Linked DNA regions of Homo sapiens: region 2 is linked to region 1. The links are chromatin loops, found by intact Hi-C in ENCODE. Cell type or tissue: IMR-90. All regions are shown on one strand. Links, peaks and the distances in the headings refer to the core of each region. The heading gives the core; the rest is flanking DNA.

Region 1 (10,000 bases), core at 1,618-9,617:
CATTTCTATGAGGATTCACACAAGCCCTAGGCCAGGTAAACAATGGTACTACTAGAAGAGCACAGATGGCCATGCAACCAACTTACTCATCCTCCCATGCCCATATATAGTTTAAGTTTCAACAGGGTTTTGGGTTAAGGTTTTATAGCCCTTAACATTCCCCACCCCCCTTAAAAAAAGTCAACCCTAAAGAAGTATTATTTTATATTAAGCCATATGAGTCATTTATACCTTGGTGTGAATGAATGAATGAGCTTATTAGCTTCTTTCCACAGAGTAGGTTTTAATAGTAGGGAAGAAGAAAAGGTCAGGAAGGCATTGGCTCCTTGAGGGGAGTAGGAAATGTGGCACATGCAAGAAAAGAAGGGCACAGATTAGTTATTTATGAGAGGTAAAAGAAAGTAGGCTGAAATCAATCATCACAGTATAGCACAGTGAAATATGGTGATTAAGAGGACAGATTTGGAGCCAGACTATCTGAATTAAGAACTCAGCTCTGCCATCTTACTAGCTATGTGACATTCAGAAAATTATTTTACTTCTCTGTGGGTCCATTTTCTCATTCATAAAATGGGGATAACAAAAGTACCTAACTTATAGGACTGTTATGAAGATTAAATGTGTTAATACCTGGGAAACAGTTAGAATGATATCTTCTACACAGTTAGGCCTTATATGTATGTTAGCTATTTTTATTATTACTTCTACCAATTTGACAAGGATCTTGTTTTCCAACACAAAGGATGAGTTTTGTGCTTCATACTTCACCAAAATTCCCCTGCCAAATCCTGTATCTTCTTGCTTATGTGACCTTTTTAATTGCATCCTTCTCACTTCATTTTGCTGTATAATAGCAACCTCTCCCTAGTAGTCCTGCCAAATTTGAACATTTTCCCTGTTAATGTTTCTTCTTCCTGCTATGGGACATAATCCCACTAAAACTTCCTCTTTGAAATACACATTTAATCCAAATCCTCACTTATCTGAGGACTGCAATCCACCCAATCACCCTAACCTACTCTACTTAATCTGAGACTTTCATTACATTCCCTAGTTTCAGTCACTATTTTTATCTTCCTTTTGCTCCATTTCTAAGCATTTATTTAAACATTCCTCATGTTTTTTTTTTTTCATATCTTACCTATGCTTTGAAATCAAATTACAATATGCCCACTCCAGGAAACATTACTTCCTTAACAATCTATGAACTCAAGCAATTCTACTTTACTAAACAACTCTACATTGTTTCAACCATCCCTGTGTATAGTTTGGGGTATCACACTTTAAGATGCACTGACAAATAGAAAGACTTTAAAAGGAAAGTGATTAAATAGGGAGGCAGCTTGAAACTCTATTTTTATAAGGGATTAGAGATAAGAAGACTGGGGATAACTTCATAACTACCATACAATATCTCAAGGTTTATTACAGGCAAGAATGTTGTAAACTACTGCATATGATTCCAGAGATGAAAGTTTTGACTTTGGATCAATATGAGGAAGAAGCCAGGTGTGGTGGCTCACACCTGCAATCCTAGCACTTCGGGAAGCCCAGGTGGGCGGATCACTTGAGGGCAGGAGTTCAAGACTAGCCTGGCCAACATGGTGAAGCCCCATGTGTACTAAAAATACAAAAAATTAGCCAGGTGTGGTGGCAGGCACCTGTAATCCCCGCTACTCAGGAGGCTGAGGCAAGAGAATTGCTTGAACCTGGGAGGTGGAGGTTGCAGTGAGCCAAGATCACACCACTGAACTCCAGCATGGGCCACAGAGTGAGACTCTGTCTGAAATATATGAAATATATATGAAATATATTATATATAATAATATATATAAATATATAATATAATATAATATATAAATATATATAATATAATATACATAAATATATATTATATATAAAATATATATAATATATAAAATATATATATAATATATAATATATAAAAATATATAATATATAATATATAAAAATATATAATATATAATATATAAAAATATATATTATATATATAAAATATATATTATATATAATATATATAAAATATATATAATATAGAGAAAATATATATATATATTTTATATATATATATATATAAGAATTTCCTAATAATTAAAATTACCTGAAAATGAAATCGGCTGATTTTGGAGATAGTATTCAAGAAGAAACCACGTGGCTATTCTTTAAGGTATGTTCTAAGGTATGGCTATTCTGTAAGGTATGCTTTTGAATCCAAGCATTCAAAAGAGGATGAATAAGATAAATTGTTTTCAACCTTTTTTCCCTCCCATTTTTCATGGGGGGGGGGTGAATTCAAGTGAATAAAATTATAATAAAATCGTTTAATGGGAAAAATAAGCACAAAAACTTATTTGGGTCCAGAGTAAACTCCAGTTTACCTACACAGAAAGTTAGATTTCCTGGGGATATAAACTTCTAATCCATCCTTATAGCCCTAGTACACTGCCTGGCACTTACAGAAGCTTAATAAATATTTAATGAATAATTAAATGCTTACTTCAATTGATTAGGGCTCTGAACTGCCTGCCTCATAATACTGTATTAAAATTATGGAGTTTACATTTTTCCAAACAGAAAGAACTCCTATTCTCAAGGAGTTTATAATCCTTATGAATGGAACCATGAGCAAAAGTTTTTATTCTAGAAGCAACTGTATTAGTACTTAAAATTTCTTTCTTTTTTTTTTTCCCCAAGACAGAGTCTCGCTGTGTCGCCCAGGCTGGAGTGCAGTGACATGATCTCAGCTCACTGCAACCTCCGCCTCCCGGGTTTAAGCAATTATCCCTGCCTCAGCCTCCCAAGTAGCTGGGATAACAGGTGCCCACCACCACGTCTGGCTAATTTTTGTATTTTTTAGTAGAGACGGGGTTTTGCCATGTTGGCCAGGCTGGTCTTGAACTCCTGGCCTCAGGTGATCTGCCTGCTTCGGCCTCCCAAAGTGCTGGGATTACAGGCGTAAGCCACCGCCCCTGGCCAATATTTAAGATTTCCTGAAGAGCTCAAAACCTGCCTTCATAGACATCAAACAGGGGACAGGTTTTACATTTAAACTATGGCTAACTTAAATAATGTATGAGTGTTCTTTGTACGTAATTATAGAGCATAGGCTCCTGCACAAGAAGACATTAAACAGGGATATTTATGCTTATTTATTGAACCATTATTATATGTATTGTACATTATTAGGATATGTGGTGATTATATAAGATACAACAGTTTCCCTTAAGGAATATGTAAAAATAACTATAAATATTAACTAAAATATGGAATATAGAATATAAGCTCTGTGAGAACAGGAATTGTTGTCTTTCACCCCCTACCCCTGCCCCGGCACAAAGTAAATAATGCAATCAATAAATAAAGTTTGTTGAATGAATTACTGGCAAAGAAAGTGGTGCTCACTCAACATTCTGTTTCCCTATATTCCGCTGTCCTCTTAAGATTAGGTGGGGTCAGAAGACTAGTTCTGGATGGGCTGTGGATGGAAATATCATGTGTCATTTCCAAACCAACTCACAGAAAAACTCATGCAAATCCTCCAGCTCTCTCCTCTTGTCATAATGAGCAAGGAGGCCACATGTTCCAGATGGATACAGCTAAGAAGGTGGTGAACACATCATTGCTCTGAGCTCCTGAATGGTTAGGTAGACCAGAATGCCCACTTTCCTATCAACCAGTGACAGACATGAGGCATATGCCAGAAACAGACTAAGGTCTATCAGTCTACCGTGATTAATACAAATAGTAAATGCTGTAAAGTTAGTATGGAGAACATACAATGAGAATTTTTCAGTTGGCCTGATGAAGGAAGGCTTCATAATGATGATAATTTAGTTAAGCCTGAAGATACAATATTTCCAAGATTAGTAAGCTGTGAGATAGGGAATATCCTTACATTAAACCTTTTTTTTTTTTCTTTTTCAGATGGAGTCTTGCTCTGTCACCCAGGCTGGAGTGGAGAGGCAAGATCTCGGCTCACTGCAACCTCCACCTTCTGGGTTCAAGCGATTCTCCTGCCTCAGTCTCCCAAATAGCTGGGACTACAGGTGCCTGCCACCACACTCGGCTAATATTTATATTTTTAGTAAGACGGCGTTTCACAATGTTGTCCAGGCTGGTCTCGAACTCTTGATCTCTGGTGATCCGCCCACCTTGGCCTCCCAAAGTGCTGGTGTGAGCCACCGCACCCGGACACCCTTTAACATTCTTGACATAGTTCATTAAGTGATAAGAGAACATGCTAAGGTGGCACTGTTTATAATGTTTTGGTTCACTTTTATCTCTCCATATAAACATCAACATATTAAGCAATCCAAAGAAAAGCTTAAGAAACAAGGGCATTAAACTAACAGAAAACCAAACACTGCATGTTCTCACTCATAAGTGGGAGCTGAAAAATGAGAATACGTGGACACAAGAAGGGGAATAACACACATCAGGGCCTGTGGTGGGGTGGGAAGAGGGTGAGCTTCAGGATAAATAGCTAATAATGCATATGGGGCTTAATACCTAGGTGATGGGTATTAAGCAAACCACCATGGCACACGTTTCCCTATGTAACAAACCTGTAAATTCTGCACATGTAGCCCAGAACAAGAAAAGAAAGGAAAGAAAGGAAGGAGAGGAGAGGAGAGGAGAGGAGAGGAGAGGAGAGGAGAGGAGAGGAGAGGAGGAAGGAAAGGAAGGAAAGAAAAGGAAGAAAGAAAGAGAGAGATGGAGAGAGAGAAAGAGACAAAGAAGAGAGAGAGAAAGAAAGAGGGGGGGAAGAGAGAAAGAGGGAGAGAGGGAGAAAGAAAGAGAAAGAGAAAAAGAGAAAGAAAGAGAGAGAAAGGAAGGAAGGAAGGAAGGAAGGAAGGAAGGAAGGAAGGAAGGAAGGCGGGAAGGCGGGAAGGCGGGCAGGCGGGGCAGGCATTGATTTACAGTGGTAGGGGGAGGGAAATACCACCTGTCCTGATGGGAATAAGGAACGTGGAAGAGCTATGAGGAAGGATACCTAGAAACAATATAGAGGATGTTCTATTTCTTTTTCATTGTTTGATAGCCCAAATCTTCTCTTTCGTTTGAGGCTTAGAAATAACCTTCAATGTAGGAAAATACCATAAGTACATTTCTGAAAATCTGCCCACAAAATCAAATGCTCTATATTGTTTTGTTCTCCCATTGACTTATACTATAATCTCAGAATTACATATAATATGCAATAAAATTACAATGAAAAATATAGAAAAACTGTAAAATTGTACATTTTGATAAGAGTCAAAATTTCTGTACAGAACTATAATAAGACTAAATCCACAAAAAGTAATAAAAATAAAACAGAAAACCAGAAGCTACTGTCTTCCTCTGGTCTGAGACTGTAATATTCAAGGAGATGCACAGCCTAAAAACTATTTTTTCCATTTGTTCCAAGAGATAGAAGAGACTGTAGAAGCCATTTATTCAGCCCTAACTCAATGTAAGAATCCTACAACTTATGTCCTACAGATGTCCCCAACTTAATGATGGTTTAACAGAACAACTTTTCCATTTTATGATGGTGAGATAGTGATATGCATTCAGTAGAAACCATACTTCCAGGGTCTATATAATCATTCTGTTTGTTTTTTCTTTCAGTACAGTATTCAGTAAATTACATGGGATATTCAGCGCTTTTTAAAAATAAAATAGGCTTTGTATTAGATTATTTTACCCAACTGTGGGCTAAACGTAAGTGTTCTGAGCGTGTTTAAGGTAGGCTAGGCTAAGCTATGAGTTTCCGGAGGTTAGGTATATTTAATGTATTTGCAACTTAGGGTATTTTCTCCTTATGATGGGCTTATCAGGATGCAATCGATAAGTTGAGGAAAATGTGTAATTATAATCAGCCTGAACATTCTGACAGGGAGTTTAAGATTACACAGCTTATACTATAAAGTTCTAGTTATCGACCTGGGGCGAAATTTATTCTTTTTTAGTTTTTATTTTTCTTATGTATTTTTTTCTTATATTTTAATATTTATTTTCATCTGCTTTCAGTTTCATTTCTACCATTAACTAGTTGTGTCACTTTGGGGAAATTGTTTCACCAATTTGAGTCTTAAGTATTTTCATCTATAAAATATGGAATTGATGAGACTATATGTTGCTAACATCCTACCTAACATTTTGTGGCTTTTTATCTTTTCTACATCTAGCAATAACTTACAAAACTCTATAGTCTGTCTTTGGATCTCTGAGTACTTGCATAAGATGCAAGGATTTACTTTCAGAGGGTGGAAGTAAGGAATCTCTGTCTTATGTTGTAAGGTCATTCCAGTTTGCCTGTATCCCTTTGTCCTGTAGCAGTAGTTTCAGCTTATAAAAATTCAGATGAACTTCTCCATCTATTTTCATTTGTTTATGTATTTCCTGTGTCAGGTTTCTGTATGTGTGTGTGTCTGAAAAGTTTTAAAAAGTTTTAGAGTATTAAAAGCAAGCTGCCTCATCCCTTGGAAAATCTGTTTAACTCTAAGTAGAAGGGCAGGCGACTCAGCTTGAAACAAATGCCTCATAGCCTTTTAGAAGCTTTTTTTCCTGCTAATTAGCTGTGAATGTTCTGTTTGTTTGGTTTCTGACAGAGTCCTAGCAAGCAGAAGCGAAGGGGCTAGAAAGGAAGGGCCCTAATTGTCAGGGAGGGTGACCTCCAGGCTTGTCCACAGTTGTAGTCTCCATGGGAGAAGCAGCTTCTTGGGAGGGAGGATGCTTCCATTTATAGACAGTTGTATAAAGTATAGTACTCCCTTTACTCTTAGGCAACTTTTTTTTTTTTTTTTTAGGTAAAAGCCAGAGCTGTACAGAGAAGATTCCTCTATTTTCTCAGCCACTACTCCTAGGCAACCTATACATCCTGATGGGGGTGGGGATATGCATGCTGGAAACTTCCTATGACAATTTTTATTTGACTGGTGTTCTTGTTAGATCTGTTAGTAATGAGAAAAGATGGGACTGGAACTTAAAAAGGTAAAAAATTTACAACTTTAGGCAATGCACAACCAAATGAGTTTTATATTTTATAAATTATGCTACCGAGAAATGTAATATATGAGTCAGAGAGAAACTTGAATGGTGAATTCCTAGAAAAATCAAACAAATTCTCAAGCAAATTAAGTTCTGACTGCTGAAGACCTGTTTGATCTCAGAAAATGCAGAGAACTGTGTCTATGATTTAGACTGGTAATCACTTGGGATATGTGGCACTTCCTGATTTTATGAGAGAAACTGATGGTCTGAACAATCTAAATTATTATGGGCCCAAATATTTAAGGTTCTGAAACAGTTGCGAAAATAAACTAAGTTATAACAGCTAAATTGAAAATATGCACAGAGCACTGATTATATGTCACCAACTACTTGCTATTTTCCAGGTTACAGAACATATAATCAATTTAAAAATACCCAAGAAGGGCATTTTGGAGGTTACAAAAATTTCCTGGGGTTACAAGCCGAACACAACCAACAAAGAAGATTGGTTTTTGTCAGATTCCAAGAGAATGTGTACTTTCTTCAAACCCACCAGGAGAGCAGAAACAGACTGGTAAGATGTCAAAGTGTCACGGGAGCTATATTTTAAATGTTACAATTAAATTCTTGCCTCAAAGGATTTAAGCCCTCTGTTGATATAGTCCAAGTTCCTTGTTATATACTAACTCATACCCACATCTTCTGGGGATCACTCTACTTGCTTTGTTAGCTATCTCAACACACTTCCTGAAGCTCCCCCTGCTTCCTTGTATGTAGTCATCCATTTCACTCCTCTCCAGTGTTCTCTCATCTCTCTAAACACACACACACCAGCCTTCCATTCATTCATCAATTTACAAACACCATATTCTTTTCCTGTAATTTCTCACTTGACTTTTACCTTTTCTGCCTATGTAGATTACATGGGGCGTACATTTGACTAAATATAGAAATATCCATGCATCTTGTCCTTGAATACTGACCCACTTGGGAAATGTCTGATATTAATTTAATATTATCAAATATTTAACATCCACTAAGTATAATAGCTTTTCACTGTTTGGCTTTGTTCTTCTATCACTTCTTATAATTCTCCCAATATCCTTCTCAGAGCAAAGGAAAGGAACAAAATCCAGTGCTCTGGAGGTAATAAGGACCTTTACAAAGAAGCAAGGGGAACTATCAAAGAGATACTTTTACCTCTATCTTGCCTAATCACAGAACCACTTCATTTATTTTCTGCTGATTTCACAGTCCTTATGTACTTTATTTCTACCATTCCTAACAATGTACACAGATCTTTCACAGATGTGTGTGTAATCAAAGAAACACTTTGTTGTCTTATCAGTTAACTTTATTCTGTCTAAATATTCTTTTTAGACTTGTCATATCAGATTTACCTGTTATAATATAAATTCCTAAATAGATATACTCAGAATCTACAGACCTGGAATACAGTCTGAGAAGACAGTAATGGGCTGCATGATACCCTCTTTAAAAAAAGGCTGTTGTATAATGTTTTCCTTAGGATGCTTTTAGCCTTAACACAGTATGATTTTATGGGAAGTACTGCATCTACAAAATTATCTTTGTATACCACCTAGTATACAAAGTGGGCACTTAACTGTTAAGTGTCTATTCATCTTTCAATACTCAGTTCAAGTGTTTACTCTTTTTAGTTTTCTTTGGTCATCCCAAATAGAGACAACCTTACTTCTCTGACTATCTACAGAAGTCACTGTTCATACTAAAATGTGAAGCATATATACCGTATTGTAGAATGGTTATTTAAATTCATGTGTTATAACTGCTACCTGACATTAAGGTCCTAGAGAAGGCATATTTATCTCTGTAGTCCCTAGTAGTGCTTTGTTCTGATATACATTTAATATCTTTTTATTGAACTGGCTGAACTGTCTTTCTAAACATCTGACCAAAAGACATCTTAAGAATCAAATGTGGAAATAATTACTTGCATTTGTAATTTTGTTTGGGAGGAAATAGAAAATAATTTAGGTATACTAAGCAGGCAACAGGAGTTTTCTTAGGGCTCTTAGATGCTAAGTAATAAAAGCGAACTTGGGAGCACAGGTGAGCCAGAAATCCCACTTTCCCAATCTTACCAGACGACCTTATGTATGTGAAGCGTAGCAAAGGAATGGGTATTTAGAGGATGAATGGGAAGGAAAGAAATTAAACTGAAGAACTATTGCTATGACAAGATTTGGGTACAGATTCTGCCAGTGTAAAGGTCACTTGCTGGAAGCCTCTGAATCTCCCACTTTTAGCTTGGACCCTGCTTCTTAACCAATAGCTATATACAGACATCAAATATTTGCAGCTCAGTTTTAATTAACTTTTCATAAAATTCAAGGAATTTACGCCAAAAGTAAAACTCTTTTAACTTACATGTGCTTAACTAATTTACTGTATACTTATAAGAGCTGCGTGTGTTAACTCTTAAACCTCCTAGTGGTAGTTATACTTGTTATTCTAATTACATGATTCAATTAATTACCATCTAAAAAAGGATGAGATATGAGTAAGAAATAAGAATTGTTTCTATGAAAACCAAGTTGAATGCTTTGGCAAGCTCAAAATAAGAGTTGTTAAAAATGCTGTTTTAATGTCCCACCTAGGGTACCCCCATCTCCCAAAAAAAAAAAAAAAAGTCTGGCTTGGAGGTGTGTGCCTATAGTCCCAGCTACTTGGAAGGCTGAGGTGGGGGGATCACTTGAGCCCAGGAGTATGAGGCCAGCCTGAGCAACATGGCAAGACCCTGTCTCTAAAAAATAAAAATTAAATTAAATTAAATTAAAATGAAGTTAACTAGATGTCAGAAAGCCAATTATGAAAGACTTGGAGAAAACCATATATATCTACAAAGATTATACAATTACACTGTTTCACAAGACTCTAGTTTGACTCTTCTTTAAAGAAAGCAAGATTATCGGTATAGTTTATGCCAGAAAGAGTACAAGAAACTTCAATCAGTGGACTC
Region 2 (10,000 bases), core at 902-8,901, 150 kb before region 1:
ACCCTGTGGTTCTGTAGCTTTTGCTGACTAAGGGTCCAGTGCAAAGTGACTTTATCAGCTGCCTGGGACAGAGAAAGGATGTTTACTCTCCTAGGATTTTAGCTTAGTGGTGTTATGAGAGTCTCTTCTCAGGGTTTTTTTTCTGCATCCCCAAAGATTACTTGCCTAAGGTCTTTAAAGATATCAGTCTTTCCTTAGTAGCTATGCTGTCCCTAACAACATACTGCCAAAACCAGATGTGGCCAGACCCAGCACTTAACCCCAGAAGGACAGTGTGCTCGGAGCTCTGAGCTGAGCCGTGCACGGCAGCCAGGCCCAGGCTCCGGGACAGCAGGAAGCTCAGCCCTGCCTCGCTCTCAAGTCAAGGCTTGAGGGGAACACCCGCAGGCTGAAGAAGCCCTGCTCATTGCTGGTTGAAAACCGGAAGGTTTCCAGCCCCCCAGGTATGAGTTTCTGGGTGTTCTATCCTTAGGAATCCAAGCTCCAGCCCCTTCGTTTATAAGCCAGTGTGGACTCATCACACATGAAGACGTCTGCCTGTGTCCTGACAGATGCTAGAGAAATTCGGGTAGAATAGTTACTTCTGCAAACCAGTCGGAGAGGCTGGGAGAATCTGCGCTTCTCAAATATATCAACAGCTAACCGTTTATTTTTCTCCCCAGGAACTCTCAACTTTAATCATTTTAAAGTAGGTGGAGAAAACTACACCTGTACACTCAGGGACATGCATGGCCATGAGCTGGATTTTCCAACATAGAATTTCAATTAAAAAAAATAAGAATGTAAATGAGCATGAGTGTGCCCAGAGGCGACTGAGGGAGGCACAGACAGCGGAAGAGATCGGGGCTTTTGATTCTCACTGTTCCTGGTTCCTCGACTAACAATCTAGCTACAGGGAAAGAAGCCTCAAGAGACACTGTGTTAGGATCACACCCTGGGGCTCTCTGCAGCGCCTCATGGCCAGATCACAGGAAAGAGGCCGCCCAAGCCCGGTGGGTGGGCTCTCCACAGGGCACTCCCGCCCCCTCCTCCCATCTGAGGACCATCTCAGAAATATCTGAGCAGGCACCAAGAGCTACCAGCAGGGAGAAAGGCCAACTACAAACGGCCACGGCCGTGGAAAGTAAGCCGAACCCTAGCTGTCGCCTGGCACTGACCACATACGGAGATGGCCTCAGGGCCTCTGGACAGCCACCAGGTGTACCTGCTGAGTCCAAAGTTATTCACATGGCAGAATCGAAGATGATCACGGTAATACCATCTATACCAGCTATCCCTTTGGTCAAAGATTTGCTACACAGCCAATGGGCCTTGTGATTTATGAACCCTCAGCCTGGTTCAAAGGAGCTTTCCATCCTGACCCTTCCCAGCTGCTGCATTTCACGGTGAGGCAGCGCCGGCTGAGCCTCCCATGTGCCCTTAAAACCTAGCCGGAGTGGGCGAGTTCTCAAAAAGGCAGGCAGGTGCTGTGGGTGAAGTTTCTATAAGCAGCTGCCCTGTGGGATGATGAAACTTAGAATCTTGAGCTCATCTACACACATGAACCACCTGAATGCACAGATTCACACGCTCTAGGGAGAAATATACTGGAAGATAAATGGGAAAGAAGAAATCACGGGGCAGGTGTCAGTAGATAGGAATGAGGGAAGAAGCTGCAGGCAGACAAGCTGTGGCTCCTCTGGTGGGATTCTAACACCTGTGCAGAGGCCTCTTTCCCCATCACTCACCTTGCTCTTGGACGGGACACATCTGGCTATTTTGTCCCAGCGGTCAGAGGATCCCCTTGGGTACTGCTGCAACGCCAGTTCCAGAAGTTTCTGTTGATTTTGAGTCCACGGCTCCTCTGCAGACCGAGCTCTCTCTTTTCTCAGGCTCTCCTCGTCGCTGGACTCGTTTTGTTCTGCTATGTCAAAGTCCTTCTGCCGCTTGGCTCTGGACTTCTCCTCTGGCTCCGGCTTCGCTGTAGCCTCCAGCAGCCTGGCTGGCTTCCGCCTCCGAGGCCGGGCATCAGTGGCCCCGGTCTCCTGCTCACCGGAGTCTCCCTCCTGCTCCTCCTCCGCTGCCACCCCCTCTGCGTCCTCTCGCTGGGTGATCATGTCATCGGGCAAGGTGGTGGCCGTTTTGATGGGCCTGGAATTCTGAACTGTCGATTTGAGTTCGGAGAGTCTAACCATTCCTAGGAAAGAGGGTGTGCCACACAGAGGTGAAGGGCAAGGTGAATTAAGGAGACGGTGAGAACAGCAGCTGCCGGGCACAGAGCAGGCAGCGCACTAGGCATTTTGCATGCATGGTTTAATTTCATTTCCACACTACTCTATTCTAGAAAGATAGGGATCATTACCCTAATGTTACAGATGAGAAAAAGAAGACTCAGAAAGCACTAGAGTGGGATTTGAACCCACTTCTGTCTGATTCCAAGCCTTTGTCCCTTTCTCTACTCTGAGGAATAATGGGTATATAAAGAATCAGATTGTGAACAAGAATGCAAACATCTCTTTGAGAGGGAATAACCTGCTACTCAGTATAAGAAAGGATTCACTGGCTCCACTGGAAAGACAAAAATCAACTGGTCAAACCTTAAAACTGTGCTGCCTCTGGAAGGCAAGTGTATGAGTAAATTATACACTTACAAATAGTAGCTACAGTAAGAATTTTTAAACATGGAAAAGAAACATTTTATTAAAAAGTTTATTAGCTGGGCCTGGTGGTATACACCTGTATTCCTAGCTACTAGGGAGGCTAAGGAGGGAGGACTGCTTGAGCCCAGGAGTTTGAGGCTGCAGTCAGCTATGATCACGCCACTGTGCTTCAGCCCGGGCAACAGAATGAGATCTTGTCTCTAAAAGTAATAATAATTAATAACAAAAGCTTTAAACCTTTTAATAGGACAGAATAGATGACAGAGCACTGATATCCTCAATACAGTAGCAGTTACAACTCATTAAGATAAAAGGACAAAGAACACAGCTCACAAAGGAAGAACTACAGTAGCTGATGAGTATCAGAGAACTAAAACAAAGAATCACTACTTTTCAATTATTAAATTGGCAAAGATTAGAAAGTATGACAATACCCAGTGCTGGCAAAATGCAGGGAAATAGGTACATTTGGACACGGGGCGTGGGAGCAGAAACTGGCCCAGCCCAGAGCTGTCCAATGAAACATGCTGTGATACAATTATATAAACCACTTGGTGTAGTACTGAGGAATTAAGTTTTTAACTTTATTTAATTCTAATTAATTTAAACTTTAATATAAATAGCTACATGTGGCAAGTGGCTACCATATTAGACAGCACAGGTCTAGCCTTTTTAAAGAACAATTTGTCAAATGGAGGTGAACCTTAAGAATGTATTTACTTGTGACTCTGTAATTTTACTTAGAGGAGGTTCTCCTATGGAAATAATTACAGATGTATATACAAATTTAGCTACAAAGAGGCAGTATTTTAGGCCAGGTGCAGTGTGGCTCAAGCGTGTAATTCCAGGACTTTGGGAGGCCAAGGCAAGGTGGATCACTTGAGGCCAGGAGTTCCAGACCAGCTTGGGCAACATGGCAAAACCCCGTCTCTACTAAAAATACAAAAAATTAGCTGGGCATGGTGGCGCATGCCTGTCATCCCAACTACTTGGGTGGCTGAGGCATGAAAATCGCTTGAACCCAGGAGGCAGAGGCTGCAGTGAGCCAAGACTGTGCCACTGCACTCCAGCCTGGGAAACAAAGTCTTGCTCTGTCTCAAAACAACAACAAAAAAGGGGGCAATATTTTATTTCCTTTTCTACAGTAATGTTTCCTCTTTATAGTAGGCTTTTATTTAATAAAAAACAAAATCCCAGCTGTACACGGTGGCTCACGCCTGTAATCCCAACACTTTGGGAGGCCAAGGCAGGGGGGATCCCCTGAGGTCAGGAGTTCGAGACCAGCCTGGCCAACATGGTGAAACCCTGTCTCTACAAAAATGCAAAAATTAGCCGGGTGTGGTGGCACGTGCCTGTAATTCCAGCTACTCAGGAGGCCGAGGCAGGAGAATCGCTTGAACCTGGGAGGCAGAGGTTGCAGTGTACTGAGATCGTACCACAGCCTGGGCGACAGAGTGAGACTCCGTCTAAAAAAAAAAAAAAAAAATCTAGATATAATTTTTAAAAATATAAAAACTACAAAAAGGAATACAATGAAAAGTGGCTTAGTCTGCATTCCTGGTCTGCTCTGTAAGAGGCAAAAATGAGTTGGAGTGTGAGTGTGTGAACGTCTAGAAACAGTGTCACACACCCTATGTAGCTGCATTAGCCTTCTCCTTTCTTACGTTAATGGCAACAAACTCCCTGGAGGTTATTCTGTATTAGCTCACTAAAGTTCCAGGTCCTAGTCTTTTGTTACTACTAACAAGTGGCATTTCATAATCATTATCTCCTCCATATTTTTTATTATGAACCCCATCAATAAAACATCTTTGAAAACACAATTTTTTTTTATTTTTATTTTTTGAGATGGAGTCTCACTCTTTCACCAGGCTGGAGTGAAGGGGCGCGATTTTGCCTCCCTGCAACCTCTGCCTCCTGGGTTCAAGTGATTCTCCTGCCTCAGCCTCTCGAGTAGCTGGGACTACAGGCGTCAGCCTCTCGAGGAGCTGGGACTACAGGCACGCGCCACCATGCCCAGCTAATTTTTGTATTTATAGAACAGACGAGGTTTCACCATGTTGGCCAGGATGGTCTCAATCTCTTGACCTCGTGATCTGAGTGCCTCAGCCTCCCAAAGTGTTGGGATTACAGGCATGAGCCACCACGCCCAGCCGAAAATGCAATTCTAATATATGTATATTTACTTATTCAATTATATCCACCACAATCTAAAAACATCATTAAGTGACATGAAACATTCTAATGAAAATATTAATATTAAAAACAATGAGATTGAAAAATTGCTTAATACTGGATAAAATACTCAATTAAAGGTCTGGCTCCAAATTTGCTTTATTTTGGCACCTAACTTTGAATGGCCATCCTAGTTGGAAAAGATGACCCAAAAGGATACATCTATCCACATGTAGCGTCCTGCTGGCCAAGTTTACCATGCTCTGGTATTCATTGTGCAATACAAATTATGAAAACATTTTCATAAAAATCTTCCCCAAGCCAATCATTTGTTCTTGCAAACTAAATAGAAAGTGTTACTTATTTATCTGAGATGGGGCTCTTGCTCTGTCACCCAGGCTGGAGTGCAGTGGTGTGATCATAGCTCACTGCAGCCTCCAACTTCTGGGCTCAAGTGATCCTCCCACCTCAGCCTCCTGGGCAGCTGGGACTACAGGCCTACACCATCACGCCTGGCTGTATTTTTAACAAATGAGTTCACTTTGTTTGAAAGATTTACAGGTTAAAATTCTATTTTCAACATTTTTAAATCCGTAAAAATAAGAGTTTTTATAGGTCACATTGTTTTGGCCATAGAATAACACATAACAAAGAAAATACTTTCAAACATCGACTTTGTTTTTTTTGTTTTTTGAGCCAGTCTCGCTCTGTTGCCCAGGCTGGAAGTTCAGTGGCATGATCTCGGCTCACTGCAACCTCTGCCTCCCGGGTTCAAGTGATTCTCCTGCCTCAGCTTCCCGAGTAGCTGAGACCACAGGCATGGGCCACAACACCCAACTAATTTTTGTAGTTTTAGTAGAGACCGGGTTTCACTATGTTGGCCAGGCTGGTCTCGAACTCCTGACCTCAGGTGATCCGCCCATCTTGGCCTCCCAAAGTGTCAGGATTACAGGCGTGAGGCACCGTGCCCAGCCAAGCATCTACTTTCAAACGTCCTTTCTACAGCATAAATATCTTTCAAAACACTTTCACATTCATTGTTAAAAATCCATCTTTATTTTGTAAAAACATTTTAATATAATAAAATGATTAAAGATATTAGTCTTCAGCGAGTATGCTGCTATTAACATAAGAAAGAGGGAGGCAAATACAGACAGTCTGTGCAAGACTAGTTATACTTCTAGACGTGTACGCCCTCACACTCCAATTCATTATTCCCTCTGTGGAAGGGGGCCAGGAACCCAGACTCAGACACTTTTCATTGCATTCCCTTTTGTACTGTTTTAATTTTTTAAGTGTGTGCAGGTTGTTTTTTTTTTTTTTTTTTAGACCCTACGCCAAGAATTTATTTATTTATTTGGTAAAAGAAAAGTATAAAATTGAGGATCTTTAAATTCAAAAACTTTTAAAAGTACTTTGTCAAAATACTAGGAAGCCTCTGTGTAATAGGAAATATTCCCATGGTTGCCTTCCACCTTATAAAAAGATGTCACTGAAACTCTGGGGTTATCTATACATTCACTCAACTGGGTATCTTGTTGCAATATCTTGAGAGTGAAAGAACATGGGATGATGCCAAGTGACGAGGCCACCATCAGCCTGTGAGTGCTGTGGAAATCCCATTTTTCCCTTGGGAAACGTTGGTGCCCTATGTACGTAACACATAAGCTCTGCTAATGGGCACAGTGAGGGTGCTGGCATAAGTCGGAATATCAAAGATGAGAAAGTTTAATTCCTCTCTCACTGCCTTAAGATAAAAACAAAGATCAACAGAAATTCAAATACGGTCTTCTTATATTCCAAAGAATCATCCTGTCTACCTCACTTTGGAGACCACAACTTCAGAACAATAAAAAAAAAATGGAAACAAACAAAATGTCCAACAATAGAAACTTGTTAAATAAACTATGGGGCAGACATCTATACTATGGACTACTATGGAGCCATTAAGAAGATGATACAGACATATGAGTGTACGGAGTGAAAAAATGTAAAACAGTATTGCGGTACAGTCCCATTCTTGTAAAAATATTATATGCACATATGTGCATCAGAAAAGTCTGAAGAAATATCTCTCTCAAAATAACAACAATTGGTAGGTTACATGTGATTGTTATTTTCTTCCTTTTGTTTATCTGTATTTTTTTGAGTTTCTATTAGCGAACATTTCTTTCCATGCTCACTAAAGCAACTCTCTTAAGAAACAGCCAAATACCTCCATCTGGGTGTGTTCTTATCTGTAGAAGGTCATTTTCCCCTGTGCTAGCCTATTAAGCCAGCTGTGTTTTCTAAACCATCCATTTCAAACACTTTGAAAGGTATCCAAAATCTTAGGAAACAATTTTAGAATTTCTAATAATACTTCAGAAGCACAGCTTTATGGCTTAAATGGATCACACTGCTTACGGATTCTTTGTTAATTTGTGAACATAATCAGAAGAAATACTTTTATTTCAAAATTCTTTGGCTTCTTAAAGGCTATTAAAAAACAAAATAAAACACATAATTTAATGAATATATTTGTGACAAAGACCTTATGGTGCTTTTAGAGAGTCACAGGATGTTTGGATGTGGCCAAATATCACATCGGATTTGCCTCTTTTCCTCTCTGTCCTGATGCTGGATCTGCTCTCTGCTCAAAGCTGCTTCTGGTGCCTTCTCTCAGCCACAGGTGTTGCCTCAGAGATGCACTTAAATATTCAACTCCACATTTCCTGTTTTCTTCATACTTCTGACCCCCCTCCACCAAGCTCCAGGAAGATCTACGTCAGTTCCTTACTCTGAGCTGCGCTGCCTTTTCAATGGTATGATTTTGGAGAATGTCTTGAAGTAGGCTTCTGTCATATAACATCCCATTGCCCCGTCTCTGCCTCCATGCCCACAGAAATAACTTCATTGGCAGAAAAAGAAATCCAGAAATTTCCTCTTGCTAAAGCCTGGAGAACTCCAAGTTGAATTCTTTTAAAAAAATTTTTTTTTACGTTTATTTTTCAGAAATGGGGGGTCTCACTATGTTGCCCAGGCTGGTTTTGAACTCCTGGGCTCAAGTGATCCTCCCGCCTCGGCCTCTAGAGTAGTTGAAACTATAGCTGTGCCACCACGCCCGGCTGGGGTGGCTTTTTGAGATCTCTGGGTTTGCTAATTGTTGGCTTGTTCATCTGCATTACTCTCCCTGGGACCTGTATTTGAGTTAGGTTGCAAAGTTTCTGAAGCATGTTCTTATTTCCTGGTTCTAAGCAAAGAATATGGAGACTCTAACAAAATTCCAGTTAATCTTGGAGGAAATTGATTTTAAGAAACATAAATGGGGCTGAGCACGGTGGCTCACGCCTGTAATCCCAGCAATTTGGGAGGCCGAGGTGAGAGGATCAAGAGGTCAGGAGTTCAAGACCAGCCTAGCCAAGATGGTGAAACCAGGTCTCTACTAAAAATACAAAAATCTGTCAGGTGCAGTGGCGGGCGCCCGTAATCCCAGCTACTCGGGGGCTGAGGCAGGAGAATCACTTGAACCTGGGAGGCAGAGGTTGCAGTGAGCCGAGATTGCGCCACTGCACGCTAGCCTGGGCAACAGAGCAAGACTCCGTCTCAAAAAAAAGGAAACATAAATGCCTGGGAAAGCTGTTAGCCATTTATCCCAAAGGGCAGCTCTGCAAGTGCGGCAGTGACAGGGGTGGACAGTGCAGGGAAACAGTGTGCACATAGCATTTGCGTGGTGTGCAGATGGGCTTTCTCCTGTGTTCCCCGTCCCCACAAATTAAACTATAGAAGACGATCTGTATACTTATTTAACCTTATTAATTAAATACATCTTCTCGGCACCAGTATGTGCAGGGCTGGACTGGCTTGCTGGTGCCCGTATTTCAACCCTTTTTGGAGATATGACCAGATTTAGAGTTCATTAGGCAAAACTTCTAGACCCTTGTATTTAAAGAAGTTATTATAAAAAGGGATTAATTTAGAAGAAACCACTTTAGATTAATGAGATAGAGGAAGTATGAACTCACCTGGGGAGCAGGTCACTGAATCCTTCAGTTGCTTGGCTTTGGTTGTCACCTGTTTCAAAACATAAAAGCAAAAATCTTACTTTCCATGTACCTACTATATGCTGAGTGAAACGATTCCATGTAAGCTCCATGTGAATGAACACAGTTCATTGGATCTTAGGCCTGAAAGACCCTCAGTCGTCTGTCGCATCCATTAATGTAATTAACAAGAAAACTGAAGCCCAGAGAGATTAAATGGATAGCTCCAAAACACCCATCCACTCAGCAGCAGCTTCAGGACAAGAACTCACATCCCTAGACTCCTTCTAGTTCAATGACAGTTCCGTTATACGAGGCTGCCTCTTTTCATTTTTATTTTTTTTTAATACTTTAAGTTCTAGGGTACATATGCACAACGGGGGCTGCCTCTTAAAAGATACTACTTTCAAGGCCGGGCATGGTGGCTCATGCCTGCAATCCTAGCACTTTGGGAGGCCAAGGTGGGTGGATCACTTGAGGTCAGGAGTTCAAGACCAGCCTGTCCAACATGGGGAAACCCCGTTTCTATGAAAATACAAAAAGTAGCTGGGCAAGGCGGTGGTTGCCTGTAATCCCAGCTACTCGGGAGGCTGAGGCAGGAGAATCGCTTGAACCCAGGAGGCGGAGGTTGCAGTAAGCTGACATTGCACCACTGCACTCCAGCCTGGGCATCGGAGTGAGACCCTGCCTAAAAAAAAAAAAAAAAAAAAAAGATACTACTTTCATTATGCAAACAGGTCATTTTTTAAACCTAGAATTTCCAGAAATGGAATATCTTTCTTCACTGGAGAATATTCTACCACTGAGTATTGCAATCAGTGGGGAAAATGACATTTATGCTAATAGTGTTATAAGATAAAAGTCCTTCCTTTCTGCAACCTGGAAGGGAACCCTAAGAGCATCTGAGATTGACATTGGAGGAAGAATCTGTTGATGGAGTGGGGCAGCTGCACCCAAGAACCATGATACCTTTACACATATGAGTGTGGATCCACAGAAAGAATTTGGTCTGGTGGTAATTTTTTTTCTTTATATAAATGGTATCATATTTCACGTCTTATTCTATAGCTTGCTCTTTCTTCATTTAACAATGTCTTTGAGATCTACATACAGAATTGCCTTATTTTTCTTTTATCTTCTCTTTCTCTGTCAACTTATTTTGTT

Evidence for each region. A loop is a pair of places that touch in the nucleus more often than their neighbours do. Peaks named below come from ENCODE experiments on the same cell type or tissue, not always from the same donor. Only the 100,000 strongest peaks of a DNase experiment are listed, where the experiment ranks them.
Region 2: it touches region 1 in a loop (2.2-fold over the local background); 1 of 110 quality-filtered maps calls a loop at or near these places.

The regions. Positions count from the first base shown.
Region 1 is chr10:21,906,192-21,916,191 of GRCh38, forward strand. The region is part of intron 6 of DNAJC1 (DnaJ heat shock protein family (Hsp40) member C1); the gene reads right to left. Among named protein-coding and RNA genes, the nearest start is that of DNAJC1, 93 kb to the right of the region's middle. In IMR-90, for the core only: no CTCF peak of the experiment used is centred there; no DNase peak of the experiment used is centred there; H3K27ac peaks cover 167 bases.
Region 2 is chr10:21,757,443-21,767,442 of GRCh38, forward strand. It overlaps DNAJC1 (DnaJ heat shock protein family (Hsp40) member C1), which reads right to left. Exons shown (of 12, transcript NM_022365.4): 10 at 8,819-8,867; 11 at 1,728-2,176. Among named protein-coding and RNA genes, the nearest start is that of MLLT10, 230 kb to the left of the region's middle. In IMR-90, for the core only: no CTCF peak of the experiment used is centred there; no DNase peak of the experiment used is centred there.